Regions from separate parts of the Homo sapiens genome. Here region 2 is linked to region 1. A link is an interaction called in ENCODE POLR2A ChIA-PET data of the cell type or tissue named here. Cell type or tissue: CD4-positive, alpha-beta T cell. All regions are shown on one strand. Each heading gives the region's core, and the rest is flanking DNA. Links, peaks and the distances in the headings are about the cores only. Region 1 overlaps TRAF3IP3 (TRAF3 interacting protein 3). Region 2 overlaps HSD11B1-AS1 (HSD11B1 antisense RNA 1).

Region 1 (5,373 bases), core at 57-5,056:
CACACGCACACCACATGCGCACACACACCTCCACATGCACACGTACACTTCCACTGCACACATACACCTCCACCTGCATACACGTACCTCCACCTGCACACACACACCTTCACACACACCTTCACATGCACACGCACACCTCCATATGCACACGCACACCTTCACATGCACACACACCTCCACATGCACACACCTCCACCTGCACATGCATACCTTCACATGCACATGCACACTTCCACCTGCACACACACCTCCAGCTGCACACGCACACCTCCACATGCACAGATACACCTCCACATGCACACACACACCTTCACATGCACACGCACACCTTCACATGCAGATGCACACCTCCGTAGGGACACACACCTCCACCTGCACACACATACCTTCACATGCACACACACACCTTCACATGAACACGCACACCTCCACATGCGCACGCACACCTCCACATGCACACAACCTTCACATGCACACACATCCATATGCACACGCACACTTCCACATGCATGCACACTTCCACCTGCACACACACACCTCCACCTGCACACACACCTCCACATGCACACGCACACTTCCACCTGAGCACACACACACATCCACATGCACACGCACACCTCCACCTGCACACACACACCTCCACATGCACACGCACCCCTCCACATGCACACGCACACCTCCACCTGCACACGCACACCTTCACCTGCACACGCACACCTTCACCTGCACACGCACACCTCCACATGGCACACACACACTTTCACATGCACACACACACTTCTATATAGACACACACCTCCACCTGCACACACACACCTCCATATGCACACACACACACCTCCATAGGCACACGCACACCTCCACCTGCACACGCACACCTCCACCTGCACACGCACACCTCCACCTGCACACACACACCTCCACATGCACACACACACCTCCATATGCACACACACACCTTCACATGCACATGTGCACCTCCACCTGCACACAACTTCCAGCTGCACACACACCTCCACATGCACAGATACACCTCCACATGCACACACATTCTACCTGGACACACACACCTCCACCTGCACACGCACACTTCCACCTGCACACACATACTTTCACATGCACACGCACACTTCCACATGCACACACACACCTCCACATGCACACACATACCTCCACCTGCACACACACACCTCCACATGCACACACACACCTCCACCTGCACACACACACCTCCACATGCACACGCACAATTCCATCTGGACATACACACTTCCATCTCCACACACACACCTCCACCTGCATACATACATTTCCACATGCACACGTACATACTAGACTCAAGATGAGAACTTCTTTAAGAAAGCAAGAAACGGAGAGATATTAAAGCAGAGTGAGGGCGGCAGGGGGTGTAAGGGAGCTTCCCAGAAAGTCACATTCTATTTATTCATAAGCTGGGGCTGTCTAATGGTATTTTCGACATTCCAAGAAAGATGCTAATCTCAAGGGCGAGAGGGGAGCAAGGCCGGCATGAAGAGCCAATCTGTTTCTCGGTTTTTCAGTATTTCAGCTTAGTAGCTACAGCTTCCCTGCCACTTTTTTGTCCCCTCCCTTTGTAGACTTGCCCCTTTTGCCCAGGTAGGGGTTTTGTTCTTCCAGCCTGGAGTTTTGTGTAGGGTGTATCTGTGTAGGGGAGGGGGCGGAGGAGCCATCAATGAGAGCAAGTTTTCCAGAGAAAGGGCAGTGACCGGTTTTCCTATCTTTTCTCTGGCTTTTTCCAACCAGGCCAAGTGGGACGCTTGTGAGGTCTTGAAATTCCACCTCTCTTTAGGCCCGAGACGCCATGGGCTCTCTCAGCCAGATGGCCTGGACATTTCCATCTCTTATAACATTTCCGGTTTGTAATGGTCTGGGGGTAGAGGAGGGGGCTCGGCTTTGAGGTCCGCCTCCCTCAGTGAGTTTCAGGGTGCCTGGGAGAGGCAGGAAGTGGTATCTCGCAGCTCCTGTTTTGATCTTGTTTGGCTTATTCTTCTAACCATGGGAGCCAGGGGGTGCCCCCACCCTTTCAGCTTCCTGTGTTACTCAGCTGGGGCTTGCAAAAGCAAAAAGTGTTGCCAAAAATAATTTTTTAAAGTGCCTCCTGCTATTAATGTTTTTCCTAACGTCTCATGTGAGGGAGAGCAGAGAGTCAGGGATTTGGCATCTACAATAAGCAGAGGGCTTTGGGACCGATGGAAGACGTGGACAAAGACTTCTACTGTTTGAGCTTTGAAGTAACTGGTAAAACGGCTGCATTCCACTGTGGCCTGTTCATTGTCAATCCACAGGTCCTGAAATCAACTGGCTCTACACCTACCTCCTCTGGTTCACATCTTCGGTTCCACACATTTGCCTTTGCCCAAACTCTTTCTATGCAGAATGCAATCAAACCTACCAAATTTAAGGTTTATCTTGCTGTATTTTGGGAATATAGCAGGCCTAAGGCAATATTCTTAAAATTTTCCCAGTCTCCTACCCTTTTGGGGTACCTCCTCTCTCCCCATTCCATAGTATGGCTTTAATCCAATATTTTGCCTCTTTCAACTGTTTTTGTATTGGCCCAACCCCAAATTACTTTTCCATTCGTGTTGCAACGGAAGACAATTTACCATAGCCACTTCAGTGGGGATGAAGGGCCACCCAAGTCTGGAGCTTGAATGAAACCTCTTTCCACAGCTCTGCTTTTCTGGACTCCCCAAAACGTCATAAAAGTCGCAGCCAAGTTGTTGCAAATCGGGCATGTAGTTTCCTGGTCTGAGCCCCAGGGTCCCCCACACTGAAGCCCAGTGTTACAGTATGTGGGAAGAAGCACTTTTTACAGGCCTACTGCTGACATTCTAGGCAGTTAGACCCCGGGAGCCGAGGGCTCAGAGGGCATATAAACCCCAGTGAAGAGAGGAGCAAGGCGGAGGCCATACACACCTGGTGCCGGTCTGAGGTCTTCAGCTCCTGCTTCTGCGTGGTTTTCCCCTGCCTCTGATCTGCTCTCCAGAAACACCACCACCTCACCACAGAAGCACCAGCCCACAGCTCATCTCTCTGCTCTAGTAGAGGTTGCTTAGGGCTTCAGCCAATCCCCGCTGCGCTGTCATCTCAAGATCTTAATTCCAGGACGCAGATCTTCAAACCCAAGGCTGCCCTGCTCTCGTTTTTGTATTGCACAATATTGAAAGCTTGCTTTCTCTGCTAGTAGAGCTGTTTCTGCCCTGAAGGTTGGACCCTCCTCAGGAGTCTCAATAGTGCCCCAGAGCCTATGGTATCCAAAAGGCCCAGAGACATCCGGAGGTGAAGCCAGCGGAGGGAGCTGATCCTTGGGATTCTAATAGGGAGTTTGTGGTAAGTTCTCAGCATGTGAAGTTGGAAATTCAAATTTATGAAGGTCAAATGGCAAAAATAAAGGTCTGAACCAGTTCTGGCCACTTTCTTCCAATTATTTTTCCCAGATACCACAGTTTGGGGCTATACTTTTATTGGAGTTGAGGCTTTCATGGAAGAGATAGAGAGTTGAATTACCTTATTTTAGGGGAAACAATAGCTGTTAACTGAAAAAGTCTGAGACTGTTTTTCTTTAAAACTGGAAGCTAGGGGGTTGGTGGGGAGGAGGGACAAAGAAGAGAAGGGTGAGGATTGGGAGGGGTGAGAAGAAGGGAGGGAGGAAACCACAACCAAGGGAACTTCTGCTCTTGGGCTGGAGCATGGGGTGAAACTCCTCCTTGGAGACAAACCCAGAAATGTCTCTTAATATATCCCCCCTCATTCCCACAAAGCTTGCTTTGATTCAAGCTCTGGTTGTGTCTTACCTGGGATATTACAAGAGTCTCAACTCCCCCAACCCCTGCTTGGAGCCAGGGTTCTTATTGCTACAAGTTAGATAATCCTTGAACCCTCCCCCCTCTTTTTTTTTTTTCAAGACAGGGTCTTGCTCTGTTACCCCATGCAGGAGTACAGTGGTGCAGCCTGGACCTCCTGGGCTCAAGCGATCCTCCTGCCTCAGCCTCCCAAGTAGCTGTGACTATAGGTGTGTACCACCATGCATGGCTAATTTTTTTATTTTTAATAGAGATGAGGTCTCACTATGTTGCCCAGGCTGGTCTTGATCACTCAAGTGATCCTTCTGCCTTGGCCCCCCAAAGTGTTGGGATTACAGGTGTGAGACACTGCATCCAGTTGGAAATTACAGAACTTTTTAAGACACAGATCTGATCATTCACAAGTCATTTCCTCAGATAGTAATTGCATACCTTCTAAGGATGAGCCAGACATTGCTAAGTGTAGGACTTTATACCTCAATAAAGCATAGTTCCATTCTTACTCAGCTTATTACCTATAGCAGTGTTTCTCAAGCTGGGTAGCATGCATTCTAAAGGATCTCTGATTTTATATATATACATATATGGGTTTCCTTTAAAAATGGGTCCATGCATTATTCAAGTTTGAGATACCTTGTTCAACAGAAAAAGTTTAAGACCCATAATTCTAAAGACCTGTCTGAGATCCTTTCTTTGGTACTACTCTGGCATACCTTCATTTCAGCCATACTCTGCTATACCCAATTCTTTGCCATACATAGGCCTGTAATCATTCCAATTCCTTTACCTTAAACACTCTTCTACTTTCTGCTTTTTTCCCTCATCATCACTCTTGCTTCTCTACTGGTTAGCTCCTACTCATCCTTCAAGATTCAGCTAAAATGGTTTCTTTCCTTTATTTTTATTTTTTGAGACAGAATCTTGCTCCGTCACCCAGGCTGGAGTGCAGTGGCACAATCTCAGCTCACTGCAACCTCCACCTCCTGGGTTCAAGCAATTCTTGTGTCTCAGCCTCCTGAGTAGCTCGGACTTCAGGCATGCACGATTACGCTCAGCTAATTTTTGTATCTTTAGTAGAGACGGGTTTTCGCCATGTTGGCCAGGCTGGTCTTGAACTCCTGGCCTCAAGTGGTCCACCTGCCTTGGCCTCCCAAAGTGCTGGGATTATAGGCATGAGCTGCCGTGCCTGGCCAGGTTTCCTTCCTTTAAAGCCTTCCCTGTTCCACCTCAGGTGGAATAATTGCTGCCTTCTTTCTCTTTTTCCTGCATCATGCTTTATGCACTGCTGCTATAGCCTTATTATACTGTTTTGGTGTTATTTATTACATGTCTCTGTCTTCATGGCTGGACTGTGAGCTCCTCAAGAGTTAGGACTGTAATGCTCTTTGCCCCTGTAGCACAAGGCCCAGCACAGAGTTGGAACTTATCAAATGACTGTCAAACAAATGAGTGAGATGATCTCAATTTAGTTCAGGACCAGAAACCACCTCACGTGCACAGCTGTCTGCCCCAAGTTCCTGCTCTG
Region 2 (5,373 bases), core at 140-5,139, 83 kb after region 1:
GCAGAAATTAATGTCTGTTCAGAGTGCCAAGTTTAACCCTAGATAGCTATTTCTGAGTGGCTTGTCAGGCTTGAAAGGAGAGGAAGCTTATAGTAGTGATATCTTCTACTTACCCCCAAGTTACTGAAGAGTCAAGAGCATGGAAACAAGACTTTTTATTGCATGGTTTTATTCGAAGAAAAGGAGGGGAAATATTCCATTTGTTCGTCCATTTAAAAAAATACTTACTGAGCACTAATACATCTCTGGAATTGTGCTAGGCGCTGGGAATACAAAGCCTCACTAATATGTGGTGTCTGCTTTCAAGGAGTTTGAAGTCAAGCACAAGGAAAGTTGGCAAGTAAGTCAGAGCTCACCATAGCGTGATGTATACTATAATAGGAATGTGTGTAGAGGGCTGTTGAAGTAGAGAAGGGACAGGCCATGGCAGCAGGAAAGGGCTCTGGGAGGTGGTCCTGGAGCTCAGTTTTGAAGGCTAAGTACAAGTTATGAGGATGTTGGAGAAAGGCATCCCAAGCAGAGGTAACTGCATGTATTCAGGCAAGAAGTCTAGAAAGCATGGCATTTTGGAGGCAACTCAGGTAGCCTGAATGGCTAGAGCAAGGGTCTGTGTTGGGGAGGGGCCTGAGTAAGGCTGGAACAGTCACTGAACTAGCCATGTCTCTCCAGAGCCTGATCCTGGGCTTACCAACAAGAGCTCCAGAAATCATAATATCTTATTCCCTCTGTGCATTTGAGCAAAGTTAAAACAATGTTATTTGTAAAATGAGGATAATATGAAGATTACATAAAGAAATGAGACATGTAAAATGCTGATCAATGGTAGGAATGTAAAATATTCTAGTTCTCTCATGACAAATCTGCCTCAAATCTTTCTCCTCCCTAGTCTCCTAACAGTTATAAAACAGATTCTGGAAAAACTAAACTATTGGGGAAATCTTTTTCTTCTTTCTATTTCTGCCAGGGAAAGATTACTTGAGCATCTTTTAACTGAATGTTGTATTTAGTCAGCAGCTGCGGTGTTTATGAGCTCTCGGACATCTGGGGTACCTTCTTGTAAAGTTTTCATGATTTCTTAAAAGGCTCCTGGGTGGGACTCTGGGAGAACTGAGTTCCAGTCTCCCTCCCATCACTGACAATACATGTGACTTTGGGCAAGGCCCTTCCCTTGTCTTGGCTTCAATTCCCTCATCTGGCAAACAAGGAGAAATAAATTAGATTACCTTTAATATTTGTTCTAGCTCAGAAATTGGACACAGAGAACTTTTAGCTGTACTCAAATTAGTATAAAGAAAGAGCTAGGATTTTCAGATTTTATTTTCATATCATCCTAATGACAGGGAGGCAGTTCCTTTCAAACCTTGGCAAGCCAGCAGAAGTGAGATTGTTTCATCTCTCCTTACCTTTCCCACCCTCCTTTCAGCTTCCGACTCTGATGAACTCACACAAACCCCAAAGAGAAACACTGGCTCTGAAGGAAACACTTCAATTGTGTCCCTCTGATACTGGTAAGCTCTGTTGGAAAAGTCAGAGGAGTTGGACTCTTAAAAGCCAACTGTTGTGAAAACACATCATCGTCGTCTGTAGATGTTTTCTGAAGCATGCATCCAGCTATTTTAATCTCTCCAAAGTGAGTGGATCACTAAGCCACAACCCTCTGGATGATATGGTCTATTGATGGCAAGTGAAGGTTTGGGTAAATGGTGAGGGTGGGGAATGGTATTTCCCTTTCCTGTCAGGTTTCTCTAGTTCCTTGACCTGAAACAAGTGTTGGGATTTTCTCTGAAAAGGCCCGTTTAGGGCTCAGAGGGTCAGTATTCTGAGCAGCCCAGCTGGACTAGGATTAAAGGATAGATGAATAGCACATGAAGAATTTTGATGGACACGTTTAGGCCTCCCTTGGTCCACTGAACAAGACTTCTGGAAATAAAATGAGCCTTTTCAACACTCTAGATCTAAATGTTAATAACATTAAACTGGCTGATGTTTGGCTGCAACATGCAGGTATCAGCACATTTAAGTACTTCCCAAGATACAGCATAGTGTTTGTGCTCTGTCATTGGTTTAAAGCCGATTTTAAAAACTGCTTACAACATTTCTATAATTCTTGCTGTCTTTCTGTAATTCCAAAAGAACATGCAGACACTTTTTATACTATCTTTGCAACTTTTTTGTTCCAACTTGACTTTCTGTCCCACAATGATCAGAATGCTGTCAGTGCCAGCAAGAGACTTCTGGTTCCATCTGCATCTTATCATATCATCCCTCCTACACATTTGAAAGCTCATCGGGCGTTTCTTCTTGTTTTTTCTGACCAGCATTTCACATTGAAATTTTTCTTTAGCCCAGCCCTCCTGTTCATTTCGATAGATTAATTATTTCAATAGCAGATTTTTTTGAGGACCTACTATGTACTAGGCCCTGATACAAATGGTGATACTATTATATATAATGTGATTTTTAAAAGTCTTACCTCAAGATTTCGAACAAATCTGACTTCTTTTTATTGATGTTCTTTTTTCTTTTTCTTCTCTTCTCTCTCTCTCCCTCCTCCTCTGCCTTTCCTTCTGTTTCATCTCTCTCTTCCTTTGCGGTTTCCCACTCTTTGGGGAGGGGCAGGATTTCCTGCTCAGAAGTTGGTTGGTTTCTGGGAGGAGTCAGAAGACCTGATTTGGGACTGAAACCAGCTGGTCTGCCACCTGATACAAGAAGGTGAAACCCAGGCCAAGGAAGAAGTCCCTTATGCTAGGACCGAGCTGGCAGCCAGAAGGCGCCTGCAGAGACAGCTCCAAAGAGAAGCCAGAGTGGGCCAGTTCTGGGCATCAGGCATCAATCAGTACTCCCCAAAGGACAGAGGAGCCCTCGAGGCAGCCCAAGACAGGAATGCTTGGAAGTGGTCCTGGTTGCCCTGGAGACTTATCCATTACTATTGTTAGCTCTTAACATGGGAGAGGCATACCAGACAGAGCCCCTGTCCCACCCTTAGCAGGTGCTTACTCTCAGATTCCTGACTTTGTCTCAAAGGAAGTTACTGAAACAAAAACTGGATTTGGGCAGGTTTTCCCTTTTCACCAGGAGAGACTCTAGTGATCCAGTGCATTCTGTGAGGCCTGTGTGTCCACACATTTCTCAATTATAAACTCCTTAGGGAATCTCATATGTGACTTATAAACCATTTTAGTGACTGCATCAGCTGATGTTGGAGTGGATGTAAAGGGAAGACAGGAATCTGCAATGGGATGTATAAGGGAAAGAGAATCCGTAAGTAGGGACAATAATTCTACCATGATTCTTGCCGATTAATGACAGAGAGAGTCACATCCCAATTCAGAGGTTTGTGATCTCTGGACTAAGGAAGGGACTACAGCATGTCAAAACAAAAATGTACTTTCTTCCTCTATTTCTTCATTTGTTCAACAGATATCTAATAAGCATCTACTCTATGCTAGGCACTGGGCTAGAGGCTGGGGATAGAGTGGTAAGCCATGCTAGATGTAGCTATGCCCTGATGGAGAGTATAGCGACTGGCCCCTCTGAGATTTGGGGACACAAACTCCGAGGAAGGACTGTAATTGTTGGGTACTAATGTCTCCTTTGGAGAAACACCATTAGACAGATTTTGGATAGTCATCTTTCTGTTACTTAGCCAATGTGGAACATTGGTTCTTTGAATGACACTTTTGCTTGCAATATCTACAAGTACCCCTCTCTATATGTTCCCAATTCTTAGAAAATAGAAGACTTTTTGGCTTTGTTTTTATTTCGGGGCAAGTTTTTTTATGTAGAGAACCATACGTTCTATTGATTTCTAGCTTATTTACTTTCTAGAGCTCTCTGAAAATATCTAGCTATGTATTGGATATTTTCTAAGCTGTCAGTTTCATATTTCAATTACTTTTTTCTCATTAAATCTCTGAATTCATATTTGAGCCCTTTAATAGAAAAAAATAAAGACAATGTTTCTTTTATTTCAGCTGTTGAGTGTACTCCAGAATGCTCTTTGAAAGTTTTCTGAAGTCTCTTTTCATTTTCATTTAGTTTACAATTTTTAATCTTTGTCTAACATACTTTTAAAAGAAAGATTTTTTTGAAATTGCTTTTTGTACTGGATTTTCAAGGTTTTTCTTGTCCACTTAAGGCGTTTGTTTTTCATTTTGCACAACTGAGTTATTTAATTTTTTTCTTACCCTGCTGCTTATAATTTTTTTTCTCTATTGGATGGACTAACAATTAACTGAATCATTTGGTACAGATGTTTAATCCAGAACAATAAGTACCTAATAAAATCCTGAATTGTTAACTAATTTCTGCTCAACCACCCCTGAGGCTTAGGAAAATCTTTCATGATAACTTTTAATTTTGCTCCAGGCCAGGGTTTAAATTCAGCTTTTTAGGGCTCCCCTCTGGTTTAGCAGTTTTACAATGTGATTACTCTTTTTCAGAGAAAACTTAGAAGAAACGGTTGTCTCATGTTGAAGGTCAGGTAAAGCTGAGTAGAAAGAGAAATGAAAGGAGGGTAGGTTTTAGGTGGTATCAGAGTCTTTGAGAGAGACCATTCTCAAGTTAAAATTTTATTTTGAAGCCTTAGCTTACCAATGAAAGAAGCTGACTATTGCCTCTTTGGGGCTTTGTCTCCTAATTTTTCTGGGCCTCCTCTTAAATATCTTAATTTATTCATTTTGACATGTCAGAAGTTCTACGTGATGGCCATTGCTATTCTAACATTAATTTTTGCAGTTTACCAAAATAAGTACAAGAGTTAGGATTATATGGCAATTTTATATGGAAAGCAGGAGTTCTTCCAGTGGAGACTGCAGCTTTGACATGGAAGAAACCAAGAAGAACAAGAGATGCCACTGAGTAAAAGTGTGTGCCTGTGAATGCTATCTTGGGTTCCCTTTCTAAGCAAAGGTTAGAAAGGACCACATAATTAATGACCTGACAAAATCTTTCACCCCAGTGTACAAACTAAAAGTGTCCTATCACAGACTGACAAGACAGGGCATGCTCTCATCAAAGTTTTTTGTAGATCTGACCAATTGCCTTTTCCCAAATTGGTTTTCAGTTTACTGGACCTCCAAATGTTATCGCTGAGGACTAGCTTGGATTGGATTGGTAACTTATGGAGTATATATCTCCATTCATTTCCTCTGGAACACTCCCTTATATCAGAAATAAGACAATACAGAAAAAATACAATAAGATTTTTTAATATAGACAAGCAAAAGTAAACAGAGAGTAGGAGGGGAATAAACAGTTTAATGGTAAAAATATTTATGCCTCCAAAACCAAAGGTCTAATGAACTTATAAAAAGACCTGTGTTGAACTACCCAGTGGTATACTTCCCACACAAAATATCAAATGATCTTATA

The links. ChIA-PET counts read pairs that join two places held together with the same protein. Peaks named below come from ENCODE experiments on the same cell type or tissue, not always from the same donor. Only the 100,000 strongest peaks of a DNase experiment are listed, where the experiment ranks them.
Region 2: POLR2A ChIA-PET joins it to region 1 with 10 read pairs; 4 of 35 experiments call an interaction of 5 or more read pairs at or near these places.

The regions. Positions count from the first base shown.
Region 1 is chr1:209,766,249-209,771,621 of GRCh38, reverse strand. All of the region lies in intron 8 of TRAF3IP3 (TRAF3 interacting protein 3), which reads right to left. Among named protein-coding and RNA genes, the nearest start is that of TRAF3IP3, 13 kb to the right of the region's middle. RefSeq lists enhancers at 1-78, 1,917-2,166, 2,177-2,226. In CD4-positive, alpha-beta T cell, for the core only: no CTCF peak of the experiment used is centred there; DNase peaks (open chromatin) are centred at 1,406, 2,031, 3,061 and 3,691; H3K4me3 peaks cover 4,335 bases; H3K27ac peaks cover 3,240 bases.
Region 2 is chr1:209,683,386-209,688,758 of GRCh38, reverse strand. The region is part of intron 1 of HSD11B1-AS1 (HSD11B1 antisense RNA 1); the gene reads left to right. It also overlaps a transcript of HSD11B1 not described here. Among named protein-coding and RNA genes, the nearest start is that of G0S2, 11 kb to the right of the region's middle. In CD4-positive, alpha-beta T cell, for the core only: no CTCF peak of the experiment used is centred there; a DNase peak (open chromatin) is centred at 2,658; H3K4me3 peaks cover 815 bases; H3K27ac peaks cover 323 bases.